2 separate regions of the Mus musculus genome follow, and region 2 is linked to region 1. Evidence: chromatin loops called from intact Hi-C (ENCODE). Cell type or tissue: gastrocnemius. All regions are shown on one strand. Each heading gives the region's core, and the rest is flanking DNA. Links, peaks and the distances in the headings are about the cores only.

What was found. A loop is a pair of places that touch in the nucleus more often than their neighbours do. Peaks named below come from ENCODE experiments on the same cell type or tissue, not always from the same donor. Only the 100,000 strongest peaks of a DNase experiment are listed, where the experiment ranks them.
Region 2: it touches region 1 in a loop (2.3-fold over the local background); 13 of 42 quality-filtered maps call a loop at or near these places.

Annotation. Positions count from the first base shown.
Region 1 is chr5:130,058,809-130,071,287 of GRCm38, forward strand. It overlaps Crcp (calcitonin gene-related peptide-receptor component protein), which reads left to right. Exons shown (of 6, transcript NM_007761.2): 6 at 897-1,979. The coding sequence ends at 1,046. Among named protein-coding and RNA genes, the nearest start is that of Tpst1, 14 kb to the right of the region's middle. In gastrocnemius, for the core only: CTCF peaks have their summits at 6,942 (motif pointing right) and 7,670 (motif pointing left); a DNase peak (open chromatin) is centred at 5,171; H3K27ac peaks cover 2,180 bases.
Region 2 is chr5:130,133,516-130,145,994 of GRCm38, forward strand. It overlaps Tpst1 (protein-tyrosine sulfotransferase 1), which reads left to right. Exons shown (of 6, transcript NM_001130476.2): 5 at 944-983; 6 at 1,693-2,218. The coding sequence ends at 961. It overlaps Kctd7 (potassium channel tetramerisation domain containing 7), which reads left to right and starts at 11,368. Exons shown (of 4, transcript NM_172509.4): 1 at 11,368-11,711. The coding sequence starts at 11,568. In gastrocnemius, for the core only: a CTCF peak has its summit at 6,102 (motif pointing left); a DNase peak (open chromatin) is centred at 6,104; H3K4me3 peaks cover 253 bases; H3K27ac peaks cover 1,700 bases.

The DNA.
Region 1 (12,479 bases), core at 2,015-10,014:
AGCACCCCCGTATCTGAATCCTCCTCTAAGCCCCACCTATTAACAGGTCTTCCGTCTCCCAGTAGTGCCATAGGCTGGGGACCAAACCTTCCACACACAGCATTTGAGGGGCGTTTAAGATCCAAACAATGTGGCATGTGTTAGCTGGGAGGCTTTCCGCCTGGGAATGCCTCTTGCTAGGATTGTAGTGAAAGTTGTAAGATGTCATGCTTGTAAAATTCCTAGTGTGCCTACAGTCCCACAGGAGGCCCCTACAGAGTTCTGGTGAGTGGCAGGGTAAGGAGAACTAAGGCAAGGTAGAATCTGTGCATCGGCCGGGGATAGAGACCGTGCTGCTCAGGAAAGCAGCGTCAAGTGATTGGGCGACACCACTCCAGTGACAGAGGTGCTTGTTGTGAAGTCCACGAGTTTATCTAGGGCCCTGCCACCCCCTAAAGGTGAATTTCTTTGCACATCCAACATATTCATGGATGGATGGGAATGGAAATAGGTTAGGATTTTCCTTAATTAAAAAAAAAAAACCAAGCTGGGCGTGGTGTTGGTACATAACCCTAATTCCAGCGCTGAGGACACAGAGGCAGGCAGATTTTTGTGTGTTGGACCAGCCTGCTCTACATAGTGAGTTCCAGGACAGCCAGGACTACCAATCTCCAGAGGGGGTGGGGGAGGGAGGGAGGGACAGATAGATGGACGGATGGACAGACAATCTGCTTTTTTGTGTGCCTGCTCTGGCTTGGTCTGGGATTTGGCCTGGTGTCATCCTACTGTGGATCTTAGATGAGGCCCTGGCTGGCTCAGGACCAAGTGCTGGGCTGGCGCTGTGGACTGCATGGCCCGGGTGGGCTGTGATGGGAGACTCACTTCCTAACTCCTGACAGGCTTCCTTTCCCTTGTAGATGGTAGAAGAGAGTGAAGAACGGCTCACAGAGGAGCAGATCGAAGCCCTCCTGCACACTGTCACTAGCATTCTGCCTGCAGGTCCAGAGGATGAACAGAGCAAAAGCACTAGCAATGACGTGGCTATGGAAGAGGAGGAGCCAGCATAGATGTGCAGCTGGCCAAGTTGTTCGTGAAGCTCAAAGCTGCAGCAGCCATTTCCTGGATGTTCAGAGAACTCTTTATTTGGCCTGACCCCCTCTCTCAGTATGCCTGATCTCAGGATTTGTTGGGGGAAAAAAATCACAAAAATAAGATGAAAAGAAATCTTTGTGCTTTGGGGTCAGAGCAGGGCAGGGGCTAAGATGGGGGAGCAGGACTGCAGCTGTCTGGGGTAGAAAGGCTTGTGTGGCCTGTGCCGCACATGCACACAGTGGGAGCTCGTCAGGCGCTTTGATGACTGTTGTAGGCAATGTCAGGCACTGCTGGGTAGAATGGAGCTGGGAGAACGGACTCAGATGGTCACCAGCTCTCAGAGCTGCACACAGCTGCTCTAGGGGAAATGACCCAGAGCTTAGCTCACTGTAGAGGAATGTCCTTGGCGGAATAGGAGATAAGAGAAAACTCCAATCTGAGCCTAGCCTGGTGTACACACCTAATGTGCATGCATGTCACACACATACAAAGAAATTAGTCCAATTTCTGTGGCAAAACCCACAACTCTATAGCCTGGGTGAGTGACAAGAAAAAGAGGCTTATCTTGACTCCTGGTTCCGGTCCAAGGTCAAAGGGCATCTGGATATGGCCCTCTTGTTGCCAGAGTACCCAGGTAGCATAGGCTAGCATATTACAAAACACGAGAAGCGTTTGTTTTCAGAGTCTCTTGCAGCCCACATTGACCTTGAACTTATTATGCGGTCCCTTCTGTCTGTCCTCATCAGACATCTTATGATTCTTCTGCCTCAGCCTCCTTAATGCTTGGATTCAAAGTGTATGTCACTCACTTAGGAGGCGGAGGCCAGCCTGGTCCACAAAGCAAGTTCCATGCCAGCCAGCGCCACACAGACCCTGTCTCATAAAAATAAAAATAAACCAACAAAAAACAGCATGTGCCACCATACCTGGTATGTTTGTGTGTTGTAGGGAAGGGAGGGAGGAAGTTCCTTTTGGGCGTTTTGAGATCTCTTTTTAAAGCATTTTGTGTGTGTGTGTGTGTGTGTGTGTGTGTGTGTGTGTGTATGTGTGAATGCAGTGCTGCTATAGGACAGAACAGCATGGCAGTTGAATCCCCTGAAGCTGGAGCTACAGGGATTGTAAACTGCCCCAAGGGCTGGGCAGTTTACTTGGTGCTTTGCACTGAAGCATCTCTCCAAGTCCTGATAGGATCATACTTTGTTGCTCAGACTCTAGACTTGAGGCATCCTCCTGCTTCAGCCTCCTGTGTCTGCCACCACACTGGACTGCCTGCCAACCTTTGAGTACCAGCCTTTTTTTTAGGTTGAAATACTTATTCTTTCTTTTTTTTTTTTTTAAAGATTTATTTATTTATTATATGTAAGTACACTGTAGCTGCCTTCAGACACTCCAGAAGAGGGAGTCAGATCTCGTCACGGATGGTTGTTAGCCACCATGTGGTTGCTGGGATTTGAACTCCAGACCTTTGGAAGAGCAGTCGGGTGCTCTTACCCACTGAGCCATCTCACCAGCCCCCCTTATTCTTTAATTTTAGAATTGTATTACTGTTTGTGTGTGTGTGTGCCTGCGCGCGCGCATGCACATGTACATGTGGATATTCGCATACCATGGCCACATGTGAAGGTCAGAGGATGTCCTTTGGGAGTCAGTTCTTTCCATTCAGTCTGAGATCCGGGTCATCAGGCGTGGGCAGCAAACACCTTTACCCATGCTATTGCTTCTTTTTCTGCTGCTGAGGTAAAGGCAACTTAGGGAGAGTTTATTTTGCCTTATGGCTCCAGAGGTTTAAGAGACCATGTTGGCAGAGCCCAGGCACAGGAGCAGGAGCAGGAGGAATCTGAGGGCTCACATCTTGAACCACAAGCATGAAGCAGAGAGAGCAAACAAGAAATGGCATGGTATCTTTAACTTTCAAAGCTTGTTTCCAGTGACATACTTCCACCAAGGCTGCACCTCCCCAAAGAGCACCACCACTGGGGCCAGATGTTCAGAACTCCGAGACCTCCGAATGATGGCAGATATTCAACACACCGTACCCACTGGGTCACGCTACAGCCCCAGCGATGATTAATCTTTTTGCTTGTGTGTCTGTCTGTTTTATTTTTGCCTCTCTAGTCCTGGGATTAAAGGAATGCACCCCTATCCCCAGCTAAGGATTAACTTGATAGTCAGCTTGTTGGGATGGAGAAAGATCTGGAAGTTTAGAGAATCACAGCTCTGGGTGTTTCTGTGAGAGTGTTTCCAGAGAGATCACAAAGCCTGAGCTAGGCCTAATCCCTTGATGGGTTAGATGTGAATGGGTTGTTGGGGCATATTAAAACTCCCCTGGGAGGAAGTAGGCCACAAGGGACAAAGCTTGGTGGCTGTTTGGCCTGTCCTCTTCCTGTCATTTTTTTCCCCTTTGCTTCCTGTTTGCTACCCAAACTCTCACCACTACAATGCTATGCCTGACCCTAGGCCCAGAAACAGCCAGCCCAGCAGCTGCACACGGACCTTTCTGGAACCAGTGCCAAGATAGGCCTATCCTTCCATATATTGTTTTGTCACGCTTTGGCTACAAAAGTCTCCAGTATGGAGAAGCAGTGCTTAGTGGCTCATGTGCATTGTCCCTGAGTCGTATATGGAAGCACTGAAGCTGATATCGAGAAAGAATGGCTTGAGGACTCAAAGCCAGCGAGCTGCAGAAAAGGGGGCATACACTCTGGGACTACTGTCTGCTCCAGATGTAGACCCCACAGGCTGGACTGTCAGGCCTATCTATTACCAAGCTTGCTTCTCTGCCTGGTACCCATCCCTTTTCTGATTTCCCTTTTGGGTTCCTGAATACTTTTGAAAGCAAATGAAAGGGGTTGTTTTCATTAGGGTTTCTATTGCTGTGACCAAACACCAATATGGCCAAAGCAACTTATAAACTTGCAGGTTATAGACCATCAGTGAGGAAGTCAGGCAGGAACAGATGCAGAGGCATGGAGGAACACTCATTGATTGCTCCCTCCTGGTTTGCTCGCTGTGATGGTTTGTATATGCTAGACCAAGCACATGGCACTATTAGAAGGTATGGCCTTGTTGGAGTGGGTATGTCACTGTGGGTGTGGGCTCTAAGACCTCATCCTAGCTGCCTGGAAACCAGTATTCTGATATCAGCCTTCAGATGAAGATATACAACTCTCAGTTCCTCCTGCACCGTGTCTGCCTAGATGCTGCCATGTTCCCACCTTGGTGATAATGGACTGAACCTCTGAACCTGTAAGCCAGCTCCTTAAATGTTGTCCTTATAAGAGTTGCCTTGGTGGCTGGGCAGTGGAGATGCATGCCTTTAATCCCAGCACTTGGGAAGCAGAGGCAGGCAGATTTCTGAGTTCGAGGCCAGCCTGGTCTACAGAGTTCCAGGACAGCCAGGGCTACACAGAGAAACCCTGTCTTGAAAAGGTCATGGTATCTGTTCACAGCAATAAAACCCTAGCTAAGACACTCACCTAGTTTTTATTTTTTTAGTATCCAGGACCAACAGCCAAGAGACAGCACCACTCAGTGATGGGCTAGGCCCTCCCACATCAATTATTAATTAAGAAACTGCATTACAGACTTGCATATAGAAAAAAAATTATAGGGGCATTTTCTCAATTGAGATTCCCTCTTCTTAAAGGAGTCTAGTTGTATTAAGTTGACATAAAGTTAGCCAGCACAAGGGTTGAGCGCAGGCAATCCTGGGGCTGGAGGCTATGATGCACTGGGTGGGTCTGTTCTTCATTCTGTAGTCAGTTCCTGGATAGAACTATAGCTATTCCTGCTTAAAGCTTCATCAGTCACCAACATGTCTTGGGTCATAGTTGAGTTGGCAGTCTTATTTACAGAATCAGAAGTTCCAAGTTCTGCAGGGCAGGCTAGGGGAACCTGGAAAGCTGGGACACTCCAGGTGAAATATTCCAATTCTACCCCTGTGAGGGCCTCAGCTGGGAGAGTCAGGGCATGCATAGTCAGGGTGGGGTCCTGGGGCAAGGAGCCAATGTCCTGAGTCATAGAGGGGCCACAGAGTCAGGGCTAGAGCAAGGCACACAAAGCAAGAACTGCTGAAGGAAAGCCAGGGGCTGAACTATTGTGGAGGAAGTTGGCAGCTGTAGGCAAGGTCCCAGTAGGGATCCGGATCAAGCCTGGAGCCAAGAACCAACCTGGCAAGGCAAGATCTCAGGGACTGCGATGGGAGAAGCTGACCTGTGTCTAGATCCCCAGAGCTGCTAACCTGTGCTCAGGGTGGACAGTGGCCTGAGGCTGGTGGATTGATTGGCCCAGGGCTGGAAGCGCTCAAGACTAGGAACTGATGGGGTGACACTCAGGCTCCACGGACAGTGTTCAGCACTCAGCTATGGTGGATGCTCAGGTCCATACCTACTCCTTGCTCTAGAAAGACCCAGCTTCCGTGTCTCATCAGCTGCGGCACCTGAAGCTACAGCTCCTCTGTGGTGCCTTGGCTGGCTCTCTCTATGGAAGACAACTTTGAGGGTCAAGACCCTTTCTCACTCCCAGACACTGTTCTATGTCATAGCCTTTTGTTTTCTTTTTAGAATACGTGCAAACAAATTTATAAAACCTGATAAAAATAGTAGGTGATATACAAATAAATGCACATTTTTCCTGAATGTGTGTGTGTGTGTGTGTGTGCAAGTGGAGGTTAGAAGACCTCAGGTTCCTTGGTAACCATTCTCTTGGGTTTCAACCACAGTCTCTCGCTGGTCTAGTAGCATTCAGTCTACAATCTCTGCCTTTGGGATTCTGGGATTGCAAATGTATATTACCACATATGGCTCTTTTTTTGGGGGGGGGGGGGTTCGACACAGGGTTTCTCTGTATAGCCCTGGCTGTCCTGGAACTCACTTTGTAGACCAGGCTGATCTCGAACTCAGAAACCCGCCTGCCTCTGCCTCCCAAGTGCTGGGATCAAAGGCGTGCCCCACCACCACCCAGCATGGCTCTTTTTCTGTTTGTTTGTTTTGTTGTTTGTAAATTACATTTATTTATTGATGGGGGCATGCCATGGTACACATATCAGGGTCAGAGGTCATCCTTAGCTGTATAGTGAATTTGAGACTAGCCTAGTCTCTAGGAGACTGAAATTTCTTTCCACTAAATTATTTTGGTGTCCAAATTGCCTCAGGTTTGTTAGAAACTCCCTCAAGATATCTCCTGGGTTCCTGTGGCTTGTTAAAAAATAAAAAACAAAAACAAAAACAAGCAAACAAATAAAAACCAAAAAAACAAACCCATCCTTAAAAAAAATAAGTCACACTGTGCCTTTTTGATAGAACCAAATGCTCCAACTGTATCTCAAACAGTTCTAAGAGATTAAACTACTTTTTCTTCTTCTTTGTTTTTGTTTGTTGGTTGGTTGATTTTCGAGATAGGGTTTCTCTGTGTAACCCTGGCTGCCCTGGATCAAGAAGGCCTCTGCCTCCCGAGCACTGGGATTGAAGGTGTGTTTAAACCTGGTTTAAACTACATCTTTAAAATAGTTAAAAGAAGGGGCTGGAATGATGGCTTAGCGGTTAAGAGCACTGGCTGCTTTTCCAGAGGTCCTGAGTTCAATTCCCAGCAACCACATGGTGGCTCACAACCATCTGTAATGGAATCTGATGCCCTCTTCTGGTATTTGAAGACAGCTACAGTGTACTTATATATAATAAATAAATCTAAAAAAGAAAATAGTTAAAAGAAGTAGTTTAATTTCTATTAGTAGTGAATGGTGTTAATGTCAGATTTAGGGTGTTGACATCATTGCAGCTAGAAGGTAATACAGTTTTATTTTTCTGCTTAAGATTTATTTTGTGTGTGTATGCCTGGATGTCTATGTCTGTGTGTGCATGATTGCAGTGCTCTTTGAGGCCAGTAGAGGTCATCAGAGCACTTTCAAGATGGAGTCTCTATGATTGTGAGCCACCTGACATGGTTGCTGTGAACCAAAGTTGCGCAGGTTCTTAAGGACTGAGCCATCCCTCCAACCCCTTTACACAGTCAGTGTTTTGTTTTTGTTTATTGAGCCAGGGTCCCACTATTGAGACCAGGTTGGCTTCAAGCTTGCAATCCTCCTGCCTCAGCTTTCTAAATCCTGAAATTGCATGTGTATACTACCTCACCTGATTCCCCTTATTCCACGTTTGTTTCTTCCTCTAAGAACCCTGACTTCCAACTGTATCAACATATTGACTCAGTCCCTTGTTGTGTCTAAAATGTGTCTGACCAGATTCATGCATAGCATTGGGAACAACAGAGCTATTTAAAAGAGCTTAGGGGCTAGCGAGGTGGATCCTGGGGGTAAAGGTGCTCCCTGCACAGACTTGGCCCCAGACCTACATAAAGGCGGAAGAAGAGTGCCCACTCCACAGAGTTGTCTCTGAACTCTACGTAACAGTGTCATAGTCACCAATGCAGAGCACAGACTGGTAAATAAAACTTTATTTTTTTTAAAATAATAGTTGGGGCTGGTGAGATGGCTCAGTGGGTAAGAGCACTGACTTGCTCTTCCGAAGGTCATGAGTTCAAATCCCAGCAACCACATGGTGGCTCACAACCAGCCATAATGAGATCTGATGCCCTCTGCTGGTGGGTCTGAAGTCAGCTACATTGTACTTATATATAATAATAAATGATTATTAAAAATAATAATAATAGTTAGGCTAGACACTGGTGGAGCGTGTCTTTAATCCCAGCACTGGGGAGGGCACTGGGGAGGCAGAGGCGGATAGATCTGGGTGAATTTGAGGCCACCCTGGTCTATGCATAGTGAGTTCCAGGACAGCCAGGGCTACATAAAGAGACCCACCACTACCACCACCACTACAAAACCAACAGGAAAACAAAGAGTTTAGGATTTGTTGTTGGTTCTTCTTCCCCCCATCACACCCTCTGCCCCCAGTTGAGGGTAGAGAGTCAAATGATTTATTAAGTTAGTGGGATTTATTCTTTAGAAAATTTTAGTGTGGCTACAGGACTAATTTGAAATAAAATTGATTTCATTGTATGTAATCTGCCTCCAGTTCTTTCTTTCTTTCTTTCTTTCTTTCTTTCTTTCTTTCTTTCTTTCTTTCTTTCTTTCTTTCTTTCTTTCTTTCCTTCCTTCCTTCCTTCCTTCCTTCCTTCCTTCTTTCTTTCTTTCTTTCTTTCTTTCTTTCTTTCTTTCTTTCTTTCTCTTTTTAAAGATTTATTTATTATATGTAAGTACACTGTAGCTTTCTTCAGACACTCCAGAAGAGGACATCAGATCTCGTTACGGATGGTTGTGAGCCACCATGTGGTTGCTGGGATTTGAATTCGGGACCTTCAGAAGAGCAGTTGGTGCTCTTAACCACTGAGCCATCTCCCCAGCCCCTTGCTTTCTATTCTTATTGATTTTTATCTTTTTTTTGTTTGTTTAATTTTGAGACATTGTGGCCTAGCCTGTTCTAGAACTTGCTATGTGCTATATTTTTATGTATGTATTATGTAATTCAATATATTCACGTAAATATCTTCTGGGAGTTATTCCATACAAGTTCATAGAAATGCTCATTTTGTGTGTTCCTTTTTTGCTTTAGTTGGTTTATGTTGTTTTGCGTTGGCTTCCGTGTATCCTCGGCTAACCTCCAGCTTGCTGTATAGCCGAGGATCAACTTGAACTCCCCTCCCTCCCTGAACTCTGTGAAGACCAGGCTGCCTTTGCCTCCTGAGTGCTGGGATGAAAGGCATGTGCCACCACCACCCTGCTTAACTTGAACTTCTAATCCTCCTGCCTTCACCTCCTGAGTCTAAGATTACAGGTTCATACACCATCTTAGTCAGGGTTTCTATTCCTGCACAAACATCATGACCAAGAAGCAAGTTGGGGCGGAAAGGGTTTCTTCAGCTTACACTTCCGTACTGCTGTTCATCACCAAGGAAGTCAGGACAGGAACTCAAGCAGGTCAGGAAGCAGGAGCTGATGCAGAGGCCATGGAGGGATTTTCTTTACTGGCTTGCTTCCCCCGGCTTGCTCAGCTTGCTTTCTTATAGAACCCAAGATTACCAGCCTGGGGATGGTCCCACCCACAAGGGGTGTCCCTGCTTGATAACTAATTGAGAAAATGCCCCACAGCTGGATCTCATGGAGGCACTTCCGCAACTGAAGCTCCTTTCTCTGTGATAACTCCAGCCTGTGTCAAGTTGACACATAAGCCAGTATGTATACTGTGCCTGCTCTACATATTGCTGGGATTCCAGTCCAGGGCTTTGTACATGCCAGACAAACAGCCTCCAAATGAGTATTTATTACCAAGTCTCTGGTGCCAAACACTTTAACTACCAAGCATCTGTAACTATGGTCCAGCTGGATGCACCCCCTTCACCGTTTAGTTCTGCTTACTGGGTCAGATAAGACTTCTTGACATACATCAAGACGTCCTGCAGCCAGTTTGCACAGAAAAAGCACTTGTTAGTGGGCAATGGGAAACTCAGAGCCATCTGCAACGGAGCTTCCAGAATTAGTGCCCAGACCTCATTGCAGAACTGACCCGATGAGGAATCCAGTATGCTCACCTCCGAGCTCTGCCCATGACTGCCAAAGCACAACTATGTGCATCATGGTCGCAGGCATCACTGTGTCTGTGTAGGAGTTGCCCTACAGCTCTTGCCCCATCCTCACTGACAAACACATTCCTCATGGAGCCCGCTCCCTTATTTCCTTTCCTCTCCCTCCCTCTTTCCCTCTCTCTTACTTCATTTGATTCGGAGGAGTCCCATATAGCTCAGGCTTGCCTCAAACAAACTATGTGGTCGAGGATAGCCATGAACTTGTGATCCTTTTGTAAGTGAGGTCTAATAAATGCTTTGGCTGGATTCCCCTCACAGTTATCATGTCCCTCAGCCCCACAGTGGAGTCCCAACCATCCCCGTCTCAGGATAGTTTGGGCTCTCTTTTGTGGGAACTTCCCTGCCACTGCTTTTGGCGTTTTGCCAACTCTAGGGTCCGTGCAAGAGATCCTTCCGTGGTGGGTGGGTTATAAGACATGTAAACACACTGGAGGCAATTGTTGTAAGATCCTCAAGTATATTCTTTTTGTTACATGGTTTTAAATATAGTTTTCAGTGCTGTGGATGAAACCTGGGCTGAGCACAAGTAGGCGAGTGCTTTATTACTGAGTCACATTCCCCCGACTTCCTAATTCTGGTCTTGTTTGTTTTGTTTTGTTTTTCCTTTGTAACAGGCAGTTGAGAGCCACCTAGCCTGGCTGCTGGGAACCAAATGAGGGTCCTCTGTGACGGCAGGATGTACTTTTTAAGGGCTGAGGTGTCTCTTTCAGTCCCCACCTGATTCTTTAAGATGATATTTACCACGTAAGGGAGCGTTCACCCAGGGATTCTCCAGAGTGTGCTTGCACATAACTGGAAGTCCAAGTACATACTTTTATACCCAGCTTTCTTACCTGGGGTCAGGAGCATCAAACTCAGGTCCTCACACGTGTTTGTCAAGCACTGTAGTAAAAACCATCTCCGGAGCTTTTTCATGTGTCTGTATGCTGGGGCTCTGTCGTTCCTCAGAGTGTTGGGTAGATTTCGCGATGCAAGCTCAAGGCTGGAGCAGATTTTTGTGGGTGGGAGGGTCTCTGCCTTGCTGCAGGATGAAGCAAAAGAAAGGGCAGCCCGCATCCCCTGACAGGCCAGCCGGGAGTGCTGAGCCCCTCCCAGAGCCAAACGTGGAACCCGTATTTGTGCATGATTTGATCATGGGCTCCCTGGCCAGCTTCTCCCGAGTCCTTAGATGCTCTTTTATCATCTGATCTCTCTTGTGGCGCTTTACAGAGTGTGATGTCTGATATCATCAACTCAACAGGATCTAGAGCCACTGACGCCACGAGCTTCTGGGCGTGGCTGGGGGCGGTTTTCTAGAGTAGGTTCTGGAGGTCGGAAGAGCCACCAAATATGGGACGCACCATTGCATGGGCTGGAATTCTGGACTACGCAGAAAGGAGAAAGTAAGTGAGCTTGGTGAAACGGACCGTGTGCCTCATGCTCCTGCCACCGTGCCAAGCCTCCCACCATAATCTGTCTACTCAAATTGGGAGCCAGAATAAACCCTTCTGTTAGTTCATTGTATTGTGTCAGGATTTGGTACCAGCAATGAGAAAGGTTAATTCATATTCACCAGTCTTTAATTTGAGGCTTGCCATAGAATCTTCATGGTCTTTTCTCAAGTAATGTAGACTAGGCTCCAGATTTGAGTGGATGGGATTAAAGTGTGTGTGTGTGTGTGGGGGGGGATTGTTATTCTCACTGTTGTATCAAAACCACTCAAGGGAAGGTCTATTTGTCTCCAAGATGGGCTTCAGTCCATCATAGCTGTCATGGTCTGGCTGCACCTACAGCGGGAAGTAGGGGAAATGAATACTGATGTAAGTCAGGTTTTACTCAGCCTAAGACCCAGAAGACAGTGCTGTCCACGTTTAGAGTGAGCCTTCCCCTCCTCAGTTCACACAGTCTGGAAACTCTCTCGGATGCACCCAGAGACTTGTTTCCAGGGTGATTGTAAACCCCATCATGTTTGAAATCAAGAGTAAGCATTACAGACTTTAAGCCATGGCACACACTTAGCCCAGCCCTTGAAAGCCCGAGGTGAGGAGATTATGAGTTGGAGGCCAGCCTTGAGTACAAAACAAGTCCTGGGGCAGCCTGAGCTACTCAGAGAGACTGTCTCCAACCGGCCAACCAAGCAACCAAACGATCAACAGGCCAAAATGAAGTCTGCAACCAAGGGTGTAGTTACAGTCCTGTAACTTTATGGTGTTGTGTGTGACATATGACATCAATTTTTAAAGCCGCCACGTTTTGTGACACAGTTTTGGATGAGAAAGTAAGCCCTGGTTGGATTTCAGAAGCACAGGGGAAATAGGGTCATAGCTGAACTATGGATGCAGTCAGGCCTCCAGACCTGGAGGAGTGTGGTCCCTCTAGCAAGGACTGCTTGCTGGATTCACCTCTCTGTCATCATCCCTGCTGGCATCTGCTCCTCCTGAGAGCTGGCCACCACGCAAGGGCACAGCTCTCCTTCCGGGCTTGCCTTCAGTGTCTTCCATCGAGAAGAGCTGGAGAAGGGAAGAGGGCAGGGTTTCTTGGAAAGCAATCTGGCCTGCATCAGCACTAATGAGTCAAATGTGTGGCCATCCATTTAGAACTTAAGTTCCAGCGTTTCCATTTCCACGTCTGGCAATCTGGATCATTTCTATTCCAGAGAATGTAACCTAGATACAATTGCCTAGAACGCTTTACAGGCTCCATGAAATGCTCTCCCTCTCCCTCTCCCTCTCCCCCTCCCCCTCCCCTCCCTCTCTCCCTCTCCCTCCTTCTCCCTTTCTGCCCCTACATACTGCTCTACCATCTCTAACCTCTTTTCCTTCTTCCTTCTCTAG
Region 2 (12,479 bases), core at 1,782-9,781, 74 kb after region 1:
GAGACCTCATGCCCTAACGGACTCAGAGGTATCCATGGGGCTCATGAGGAACAAAGGTGTCCCTGTTGCTCAGGAGATGCCAAGGAGTTAGACTCTCCCTGGAATGTGGGGAAGACCAGTCTAGATTTTTTTTTCTTCTTTCTTTCTTTCAAACAGTTACAGGCTGAGTTTATCTGAAAGTCTGGGAGATCCTCTTACAAGTGAGGAGTCCCTTGGAGATTCACCATAACCATGAATAAATTTTCACAAGAAGAGGCTCTTTATTTAGTTACTAGTCCCCCAACACAGGTTCAGGACTGTACCTGAGAGCACTCCCAAGATGCAGCCCCTAGCCTCGCCCAGCATAGGACTTATAAGGGCAAAAGCTACACGATTGCATGTATCCTGCCCATGTGAAGACAGGGTCTTATTTTATCATATATGTCTTGCAGTTGTCTTAATCATCTCTTTGAAGTTTGATGACAAAAACAGAAATAATAGCTAGTCATCAGGAGATGGTGGCACATACTTTTAATCCCAGCACTCAGGAGGCAAAACCAGGCAGATCTCTGTGAGTTCGAGGCCAGCCTGATCTACAGAGTTCTAGGACACCCAGGACTTCAGAGAGAAACCCTGTCTCAAAAAAACAAAACAAAGTAGCAGTTAAGTTTTATGACCCCACTATCTTGCTGGAGCAGCAAATATTACAAGATCAGTCAATTTTAAGAATAGGCTTCAATGTCTAGGGAAAAGGAAGTTGGCTGCTAGAGTACAGCCTATGCAAGCTAGGGGATTTATTTATTTATTATTTATTGTCTCTGTCTGCTATTCACTGTCAGTTTAAAACTTAAATGTAATGTTAACCCTTATAACCCTTTAGCCATACCTGCTGTGTTGGTGGGAACAGTCCCTACTAACCAAGCAACCCCAAGGATTTTAACATCTCTCTTGGTTCCTTCAACAGACGGAGCAAGTGGAGTAACTGAGCCCGTAACTTCCCACAGGTGAGGTGAGGCCTGGTGGGTGCTGCTGGGTAGAGTTTTCCCCGTGGGCTAGCAGAGATAGCCGTGTGTCCAGATGGAGGGCACACCTCTGGCCTCAGGCAGCTTGGGTCGGCATTGGCTCTGCCACTTCCTGGCACCAAGCAGCTTAGTTCTGTGTCTGTTTCCCTGACTGTAATAGGAAGAGTGTGCTAAGCAGAGGTCCATGGTGAGATCTCACTAACATGGCTTCTTCAGAGAGTCTGGCACGAAGAAAGTGTGGAGATAGCATTTGCAAGGGGCCTGTAGCATTATGAATCATTAGGTAGAGAGCCAGAGAGACTGAAGAGCCCAGCTACCTGTGTGCTGGTGGGAAAAGATCCCAGAGAGCCCAGCTGTTAAAGTCCTGTCACATGATGAGCAGTCAGTATGGTTGCTTTGGACCCTGGACATTGGTGGTGACTGTCACCATCATTAGAAAGGGCCTGTGGCAGCCCTCCTGTTCTCATGCTTTGTATCTTGAACTTACTTGCAGGTACTGGAAACATCACTGATAGGAAACTATGCCCCTCATGCCTGTCCCTCCGAGGCTTGTGCCTGGTGGTTGTCTGTCCTCATGCCCCTGGGCTGCAGGAGCCCACTCACCCCCTGGCACAAACAAGGACTGAGGCGGGAGATACAGGAGAGGCAGCTCTGATCCCTGCCTGTAACCACGTGCTGTGTGTTTTCCTAGGGACGACTGCTGCCTTGTCTACAGAAGGGAAATCTCGGGAACGGCTGTCTGCTGCGACAAGGAGTGTCTGTGCCCATCGCTCCTGTTCACCTGCCAGCCTCCTGTCCCCAGGGGGGGTGTCACACACCCGGGCCTCCCCAAGTGATGGCTCTTGAGCCCAGGAACATGCATGGCCCTCAGGATGAGGAGCCCAGCAGGGACACAGTTCTGTCACAGCTCCTCTTGTCCTTGTCTTTCCTTCCCAGGTTCCAGTCTTTAATTTCAAGGAAAGGAGAGTTTGAAGTTGGCATTCTGTTAACAAAATCAGGCAGTCTCATTCCGAATAGGTTCTATGTACACGTTCCGATGTTTTGTAGAACACTCGTGCCTGTTGAAACGTATCGATGTGGATAATAGTAAATACCTTAATTATTTAAATAATTCATTGTATTGTTTCAGAGACGTTTGGAAATTACTGTATACATTTACAACCTAATGACTTTTGTATTTTATTTTTCAAAATAAAAGCTTAAATGTGAAGCACTCAATGGTCCCGTTTTCAGTGCTGTCATTGAGAGCACAGACCTGAGACAGTGCTAAACCGACTCCTGTGGGCTGTGCTATAGCTGCCCCGCCCCCTCCCCCGGAACAGTCCCCGCCCCCCCCCAACAGTCCCCGCTCGCTTTCCCTGCCCTGTTGCCTCCCTTACTCTCACTCCCTTTCTTCCCTCTGTGTCTGTGTGTGCGCGGGCGTGCGTGTGTGCTTGTGTGTGTGTGTGTGTGTGCGCGTGCGTGTGTGGGTTCACGTGTGTGTGTGTGCACGTGGGTGTATGCGCGTGGGTGTGTGTGCGTGTGTGGCCATAGGTTGATGTCCGGTATCTTATGTCACCCTCTACCATATTTTTTGAGACAAGGTCTCTCAGTGAACCTGGAGCTTGTGTTTTGGGCTGGCTGCTAGACTAGCTGGCCAGCAGCCCTAGGAATCTGCCTGCGCTTCCTCTCCAGCATTGGGGTTGCAGAGGCTAGCACAGCCGGCATGCCTGGCGTTTTTTTACACAGGCGCTGGGATCTGAACTCACAACCGCATGGTTTCACAGCAATCACCTTACCTGCTAAGACATCCATCTCCTTAGCCCTTGGCACGATCACTTCTTAATGACATTCTGTATATTTGTTTTGAGACAGGGTTTCTCTGTATGCCTGGTTGGTTGTCCTGGAATTCACTATGTAGATCAGGCCAGCATGGAACTCGCAGAGATCTGCCTGCCTCTGCCTCCAGAGCACAGTGGTTAGAGTGCATGGCCTCATGCTCAGTCACCTAGGGACATTTTCTGTAACTTATTTCAGAGGCCTGCTGCCATTCATTTATGAGTCCTGTTCCAGTTGGTTCTGGCGTCCTGTGTCTAAGGTCAAAGATGCTACTTTTTTGCCGTAAGTCATTATTGTGGAACACAGAATAGCGGAGATAATACATAGTAACCACAAGTATCGATTATGTTTCCTCTGCCAGGTACAGGGCAAGATATTTTATGTGGCGTTCCGGTTTCACATCTGCAGCCGGTTTGGTCATATCCGCGTCACTAACTAAAGTCCCTTCTGCCCTGTCACTCAGCCAGACACATAAAGGTCACTCTCTTTCCGTCCGTGCATATACAAGAATACAAGACCTTTGATCCCACCGTCAAATATTTGTTGAATTTATCCATTTAACCTCCAGCTCCTCTGTCCCAACCCTAATCAAAGACTTCGCCCTCTGTGAAGACACCATTACAGTAAATAATCTCAGCAGACGCACCAGTCCCACTCTTGCCCTGGCCTCCTCTCCTTGGGAGTGGAGACCACCATCTCCTGCGATCCAGCCCCAGTTCTCGGCTCCATCCCTCCATAGGCCTCTGTACATTGTTTCTTTCCCTAGGATGTCTTCCCCTCTGCTCCTGACCTGGTAGCTGCCTCTCTGTCCTGAGGTCTCTGCAAGTCCAGTGTCCTCTGGAAGATTCTCCTAGCTCTTCTTCTAAAACCAGACACCTGTGCTAGTTTCCTTTGCATTGCTGTGACCAAGATAGTTGAGAGAAACAACTTCATAGGAAGAAAAGCTGCTTGTGGCTTACAGTCCATCACGGAGGGAAGGCGAGGGAAAGTGGCTGTCGCGTCTGGTTGCCCAGGAAGCAGAGTGGTCATGGTTTGACAGGGAAATGTTAGTGATCCCCCAAAACACACCCAGGAGTCGATCTGATGCAACTCACAGCAGGGTCTTTATTCTAGTCAAGCTCCCACAACGTACCACCGTCACACAGGACAGTTTTGGTGTGTGTGGGAGCCCTGAATGTCTATCGGGGCAAGGCTTTATTGTAAGCAGCAAGCAGGGAATACGTGTGCAAGCATCCAATTGGAAAGTTGCTGTGGCCTTTGACAAAATTGGCTAGTGCTGGGAGTTAGATCATAAACTTAACTTCTGCTCCCTCTGCATTGGTGGTCGTTAGGTCTCATTTTGTAGACCAAGGTAAACTACACTGTGTAGTCCAGGCTAACCCCAAAATTGTAGCAACCCTTCTGCCAGGATTTTAGATGTGAGCCACCATGCCTGGCTCTGGTCTAAGAATATATTTCTTTTTTTTTTTTTTTTTTTTTTTTTGGTTTTTCGAGACAGGGTTTCTCTGTGTAGCCCTGGCTGTCCTGGAACTCACTTTGTAGACCAGGCTGGCCTTGAACTCAGAAATCCGCCTGCCTCTGCCTCCCTAGTACTGAGATTAAAGGCATGCGCCACCACGCCCGGCTAAGAATATATTTCTTGAGCTTCATGAAGAAAGGCAATTCTTTTCCAAATGATAAAAGATATTCTTTTCTGCACTTTATTTATTGTTCATTTATTTGTTTGTTTTTCAAGGCACAGTTATTCTGTGGAGCCCTGGCTGTCCGGGAATTCACTCTGTAGACCAGGCTGGCCTTGAATTTATAGATTCGCCTGCCTCTACCTCCCCAGTGTTAGAATTGAAGGCTCGTGCCACCTCTGCCCGGCTTATCTATTTATTTAATTTATTTTTCTTTTTTAAAAGATTTATTTATTTATTTTATGTATATGAGTACACTGTGAGCCACCATGTGGTTGCTGGGATTTGAACTCAGGACTTTTGGAAAAGCAGTCACATGTGTGTGCTGTGTGAAAGGAGACCAGAAGAGGGTGTCAGCTGGAGCCACTGTGAGGGTCCTGGGAACTGAACTTGGGTTCTGTGCAAGAAAAGCAAGTATTAATAAGGAGTAGAGCCTTTCTCTAATCTTCTTATTTTGAGAAAGGGTCTCACGTAGCCTAAGCTGGCCTTGAATTCATGATACACCTTGTTTAGCTTCCCAAGTGATGGAATTAGAGGCATGTATTGCTATACAGGCAAAACACCCGTACACTTAAAACCTAAGATCTGTTTTTAAAAATAAGACGATAAAGAATGCAAGGAGAAAATAACATACAGCCCTTCTGTATTACATCCGATAACCAGCCATTCTGAGAAGGATCGCCTAGAGCGCCTCAAGAACCAGGGCCAGGGCAAACCGCTTTGCCCGGAGCTGGAGCCTGAACGATGGAGCTCGGGGTGGATGCTGTGCTGAGACCCACGTCTGTCAAGATCATGAATAAGTTCAAGGAAATCAAGCATCCTACGCAAAGTCGCCCATTGAGTAAGTGTTGTGGGTGGGGTGCGAATGCAGTGGCCTGGACCCAGAGCCAGGTCTTAATGACCTGCCAGTGACCATCACTACTCAGTCATTACCTGCCAATCAGCATCTTTCCACAGGAGCTTTTCTGTTAACTCGTCATTAGTACTCATGGGAACTTCTTAAATACCACCCTGGACTCAGTCATTTCTCAGGCACGATTGCGTCCTAAGGACTCCAGGTAGATTAAAGTCCTTAGGACTTTAATGTAAACCCTTATTTCACGAAGTCACAAGGCTTCTAGTATTCACTACCAAAAACAGGCTGGTAGGGAATTGGTTAGGCAGGGCATTCTTTTTTCCTTAAAATCTGGCTTGGTTTTTGTTGTTGCTTTGAGTCCTTTTGTTTTTATTTATTTTCAATTTGTAGGCATGTGTGTGTGTGTGGTGTATGTATGTACATATGTACGATGCTTATATAAGACTTGTGTTTAATATTTTTTACTTTTGATTTTGTGAGGTGGTCTGGGGCTTACCCTGGCCTCCAGCTATGGGATGATTTTGAACACTTCCCTCGGCCTCCCAAGTGCTAGGAGCTCACTCCCATACCTGGCCCTATCTTCTTAGAAAAATAAATAAGTGTGTCTCATCCACTCCAGAGTTATTACTAAGAATCTAGAGTTGGTCGATTTTCACAGCATAGCCACTGTTTGGTGTTACGTAGTGTAGAATTCTGACCTTGTGGTCTGGCTCTGATAGGAAAAGCCTAAAGTGCCCTCTGCTGGCCAAGCATGGAATGACTGCCGAATCTGAAAAACTTTTGCCATAGGAAAGAATTATGAACAAATGGAAGTTCTGTCCACTTTGGACCCAGTGAGTAAAGGCAGCTAAGGTCACGCCTGGCAGCTTGAGGTCTATCCCAGGAACCCACATGCTGGGAAAACCGACTCCTACGCGTTGTCCTTTGGGCCTCAAATACACAGACTACGTAAGAAAAAAAATACATGAAAATATTATTTTTAAAAAGAGAAAGTGGGGTTGGAGCTATGGCCTGGTGATGAAGAACACTTGTTGTGCCTGGCAGTGGTGGCGCACGCCTCTAATCCCAGCACTTGTGAGGCAGAGGCAGGTGGATTTCTGAGTTCGAGGCCAGCCTGGTCTACAGAATGAGTTGCAGGACAGCCAGGGCTACACAGAGAAACCCTGCCCCCAAAAAACAAAACAAAACAAAAGAACACTTGTTGCCTTTGGGTAGAACTTGGGTGCAGTTCTTAGCACACACATTGTATGTGTAACTCCAGTTCTGGGGGAATCCACTACTTTCTGCTCAACTCTTCTGGTAATAGGCAGGCATTTAGTGCATGTACACACACGCACACACACACACACACACACACACACATGCTTATGTGCACTTACGACATTCATACATATAAGTCTTTTAAACTTTTAAAAAATAACAAGGAGAAGGTTTTTTCTACAAAATGTCCCCCGCAGTGGGGTTATTATTATTATTATTATTATTATTAAGCTGGATGTGATGGTGCACACTTGAAATACCAGTACTTCAGACTTGGAGGCAGGGGGATCAGGAGTTTAAGGTCTCTTTGGGTTGCATAAGAGCATGAAGAGCCATCCTGGGCTACACGAGACTCTACTATAAACAAACAAAGACCATTTTTTAAAGTTTTTATTTATATGTATTGCCTGCATCTCTGTTTGTGTACCATGTGAGTGTCTGGTACCCAAAGAGGCAAGAAGAGGGTGTCGGGTCCCCTGGGACTGGAGTTAACAGATGGGTTTTAATCCACCAAGTGGGTGCTGGGAATTGACTCCCAATCTTCTGGAGGAGCGGTCTGTGCTCTTAACTGCTGAGCCAGCTCTCCAGTCCCAAAACATGGATGAAGGGGGTTGGGGGAACCCAAAAGATTGAATTCTCTAATCCTACAGGTGAGCTCTGTCCCTATGGTTTTGAATAGTGTCATTGGCATGCCTATGTAAGTATAATACTTTCATCTCTTCTCCTCTCTCTCTCTCTCTCTCTCTCTCTCTCTCTCTCTCTCTCTCTCTCTCTCTCTCTCTGCCTGGTTATCTTTTTTAAAGCTATGATCTCATGTATCCCAGGCTAGCACTGAATTTTCTAGGTAGCTGAGGACCACCTTGAACTGCTAATCCTAATCCTCCTGCCTCAAAGGCTGGGGATACAAGACACATGAGGACCCACCCTGCTCAACATATTTTCTAATGACTTACTACTTAAACGTATCCTTTTGAGTAACGATTAGCACTATTGATGCCATCGGGACTTGGCTCCTTATTGGTCTTCCCCACTAGATAATTGCAATGTGAATCCAGAACGAGGCAGAAGCTCATGTATATAAGTCAGATGGAGCTGGTTTGGGCTGAGATTTCCATCCCTTTTCTCCCCAGCGGTGGTAAATGTTGGCCAGAAAACCACATCTGGCTGGCCACACATACTCATTTCTTGTCTGTGGTTGCTTTCTTGCTACAATGACAGAAACCAAAAGGCTTGCCAAGTCTGAAGATTTTACTCTGTGGCTCTGGGCAGAAAGGGCTGGCTAACCTACGCTCTTGCTTGTTTAATCCTATATTGCCTCAGGAGTAGTAGTGCCTCAAGCCTTACATTTTCCAGCCAACTAAAAGGATTCAGCGGAATTCAGTTGCAAACGTCAGAACTTCAGAGCTGGTAAATCAGGCGCGATGGTGTATCCTCGGGGGATGCAGACAGGGCCATTAGAAGTTCAAACTCATCCGGGGTTGCCTAGGGAGCTCCAGGTCAATCTGGGATATGTGAGTGAGACCCATTCTCAGGTTAAAATAGAGATTGGAAGCACAGCTCAGCAGAGCACTTGCTGCTTTTCCAGAGGACCTGAGTTCAGGTCCTAGCCCCAAGTCAAATGGCTCACAACCACCTGGAATCCGACCCTCTCTTTTGGCCTCTGCTGGTACCCATATACAGGTCCAGAAGCACCCAGAGACGCATAAAGAAAAATAAAATCAGGAGAGTAAATAGCAACTGAGTGAGCACATGAGGTTCCTTTCTTTAAAAAAAAAAAAAAAAAAAGTTTCCTTTGGGTAGAGTTGGCAAAAAGATTAACTCAGCGCCTAATTTCAGGGTTTGGTGTCATGTGACATAATTCTTTGGTGGAGTTCCAAGGTATCACAGCCTCTATTCTCTGAGATTTCTGCATCTTCATGTGCTGCCTAGCCCATCCTCAGAGGCCCCCTACTCTTCTGCAGCTGCCCTGCGAACTGGCTGGAAGTTATTCCCAGAGTGGTGCGGTTGGTAACTGCATGCTGCCAGCGAGTGGCCCTCCTTCCCAGACCTCCCCCTTTATCCCTTCCTACTTTCCCAGCAGCCCTCATCCCAGGCTGCTGACCTTGGAGTTCCTAAGCTGTATAAACGAAACCAAATGGGAAAGTGCATTCCTAAAGGAAATTCTTGGCAGAAGTAGAAGAAAGCTCCAGCACAGAAAACTGATTACAGGGGGCTGGAGAGATGGCTCAGTGGTTAAGAGCACTTGCTGATCTTCTAGAGAACCTGAATTCTGATCCAAGCACCCACATTGGCCAACTTAGAACCTCCTGTATTTAGCTCCAGCTCCAGGGGATCTGAGGCCCTCTTCTGGATGCCCTCACACACAAAACCCAGACTCACATCTCTGTCCTCATTTCGTCTCCTTCTTCTTTGTGTCAAAGTCCTGGTTGATTCCACACAGGCGAATCACTTGAGTATCTGCCTTAGCCTACCCCAGTTCCCTTCACCGCGGAAGGCAACAGAATGAATGACTGAGCCATCTTAACTGCCTCCTCTTGACAGTGTTCTGTTTCAGGGGCTTAGAAAGGCGTTCAGTTGCTGTTCAAAATCTGAAAGTCATCTTGGATTCTAGGACCAGCAGAGGCTCACAGAATAGACACCCACCCACCACTCCATAGGAAAAATTATCTGTGATACTGAGGCCGCACCTGGAGTAGGAATTATCCTAATCAGCTTGAAAGGATTTCTTTGGACCAACTTACAGAATCAAAACCAAGACAACCCACATCTTGACTAGTGCATAGCCTCTGCCTCAATCTGTCATCTACTTAAGCCTAAAGTTCATCTGATAATTGGCATGACCATTTCCTCTTCGCAGTGTGGGCCATGTTGATTAAATCTCTGATTTTCTCTTTTAAGTGGTTTATTGGGACAGGTAACAAAAGCCTATTGGAGCTGTGGAAAGATGCGGGGCTTCTTCTGAAGGAACCTCCCCCAACAGAGGTCACACAGTCGATGCGTGACTGAGACGTGCTGCATCAAATGGGTCATCTGACTAGCTGGGAAGAGCCTTCTGGGAGTGCCTGTTTCTGTCTGTGTCCTGGTGCAGAGGTGATGACGTTATCATGGAGAGGGTCATCTAGAATTGCGGGTATGGCTTCTTTTTCTCTGTCCAGTTGAAAGAATGACCAAGCAGGAAAGGCGAGGACTCGGCAGTCAGCCAAGCTTTATTGAAGTCACATACAGCAAAACACAGATTCCCTGCCAGGGGAGAAGATATTCAGAAATCCAGTTCAAAAGGAGGGCTTGAGCCTTTTGGTGGTGTACTCTCCATCCACTTATTTTTGAATGGCTAATTTAAACAAATAGGAGGCATCTGATAAAGCCACAGCTTTGCGCGTACGCATGTGTGGGCAGGTCAGATGGAGAAGAGGAGCCCTGTTTGGGAGTGGGGTTTTCTCTTTTCTCATCTGTGGTTATTTAATTTTTTTCATTTTTAGCGTTTGTTTTTAGCAGTCTCATGTAACCCAATTTGGACTCACAATGTTATGAAGCTGAAGCTGGCCTTGACTTCCAAGTACTGATATTGCAGCGTGAGTCACCATACTCAGTTCCGTTATTATTTATTATTATTATTTATTATACTAGAGACAAGAGTTGAATTCTCAGAAATCCTTCTAACCTCTCAAGTCGCTGCAATTAAAGGTATTTGCAACCAAGGTTTTCCTTCCTGTGTGAGTCCACGGAAAAAGCGCTAGCACAGCAGCCATGTCCTTGCCAGCCATTGGTGTTGCAGTGCTCAATTTCTATTACACAGCAGGTGCCCTCAGCCCTCCACAACACATCCTCAAGGACAGCCTGCTTAGGCCTTTTTTCACTGGCCCGCTGCTATGGAGACAAACCAGCCAGTCCTGGGCCCTTTCCCAGGACACATGGACCGGGATGATAAAGTGGAGTGGCCTGGAGCTTCGCGCCTGCTAGTCAGAAAGCCAATGAAAGCAGGACCACGGTGCTGCCCCTATGAGCGGGCTTCCTGCCAATCAGGGGCGGAGGCCAGCGAGGACACAGCCAATAGCAGGAGCAATTGGGTGGTCTGTCCTTTCGGGAACCGCGCCGGGGGACCAGCGCTGTCGTTGAACGTCGGAAGTGCAGAACGCGTGCCCTTTAGGTGGCCTATAAGAATGGGACTGATCGGCAAGCCGTTGTCAGTTGTCACTCTAGTTTGAGACCTCGATGGTTGGATCAGACCTTTAACCGTCATAGCGGAGCTAATCGGACACTGCCAGTAGTAGGAGGCGACCGGGTGAGGCCAGAGATGCTACCTGCGCTGTGGTTGCTATGCGCAGAGAGCCGCTTCCCTAGATAAGTGGCCTGGACCAAGGGAGGTAGCGCTCCCGTTAGTTAGATAGCCAATCAGAATGGAACAAACCCAACCAGACGTGTTTACCCTATAATTGGACAATGCTCTTGCCAATCATAGCAGGAGTTCATGAAACCTCGGCCAATAGCAAGAAGCGCCTGGTTCCGATTTGCAGCGCAGGGTCCACGCGGTGGTTGCTGATCGAGGTCGTCAGTGGGCGATCACCTCCCCTCGGCCAAACCCTGGAGCAGACAGGCGTCGCTCGCGCTTGTCAGCCAAGAGCCAATCAGAATTGGGTAGGCCTGTAGCCACTACGGCTTAAGGCCGAATTGTTTGTTCTGTGATTGGGCGAACCTCCTGACAATCAGGGCGGAGCCAGCGAAGATTCGGCCAATGGCTGGAGGCAGCCAGGTCAGACCAGCGACTAACTGTAGGCGCGTTGGTCGTTAGACTGTTGGAGGGCAGCACAGGACATCCTAACTGCTTGCAGGTCCTCGGCGTCTAGCGCCCGCCGGCGGCCCATCTCGTCATGTCAGGCACTGCTTGGCTTTAGTTCTTCAGGCCTCCGCCCACCCGCCTACCCGAAGCCGCGCCCACCGCCCAGAGCCAGAGGGATGGTGGTAGTCACCGGGCGGGAGCCAGACAGCCGTCACTCGGACGGTGCCATGTCCAGCTCCGAAGCCGAAGACGACTTCCTGGAGCCGGCCACTCCTACGGCCACGCAAGCGGGGCACGGGCTGCCCCTGCTGCCCCAGGAGGTACCTGGATCGAGCGATGGGGGAAGGGAGGGCTGATGGGAAGCGAGGGAGAGACTGGTGCTTGCAGAGCTGACCTTGGGCGGAGAGCCTCCCAAGGAGCTATCCACCCCTGATGCCACTCCTACACTAGGTGTATCCTCCCTGCCCCGAGTCACCTGCACTCCAAGTCCCTTCTTCCCGTACTACCAGATGTCAGTTCCATTCCTGTATTTCATGTCACCTTTATCAACTAGACGAGGACTCAACACATAGCATGTTCCATACAATCCAAAGGAGGACCTGGGTTATCCAGGTGTATCCTCCAGCTGCCGGGGGAGTGGCATTAGAAACTACCTGCAGTTAACCTATCTGGTGCCTTGGTATGATTTAAGAAAAGGACACACCTGAGTGGACCAATTCTCATCCAGGTGCCGTTATGCAGTGAACAATCTCCATTACCACATGGGGTAATTTTATTTGCTAGATGGACAAGAGTGAACGGTAGAGGATTTGGGGTCAAGAAAGCAGCGAGAGCAAGGACATGCAGGAGATAAATTCGGGAAATAGGAGGGCAATGGTGAGTTGAACTCAGAGCAGAGATGATGGAGGGATTAGGGGCTTCATTTATCAGTTGCTGTATTGTGCTATGGAGTGGCTTCGTTAGTAGCCCTTCCTGTGTGTGACACTTTGCACCTGAACTGACCCTGGAGATGGATAGGAAGATGAATACAGATGTAGAGATGGATAGGAAGATGGATACAGATGTGGAGACTCGACAATCTGAGGGGG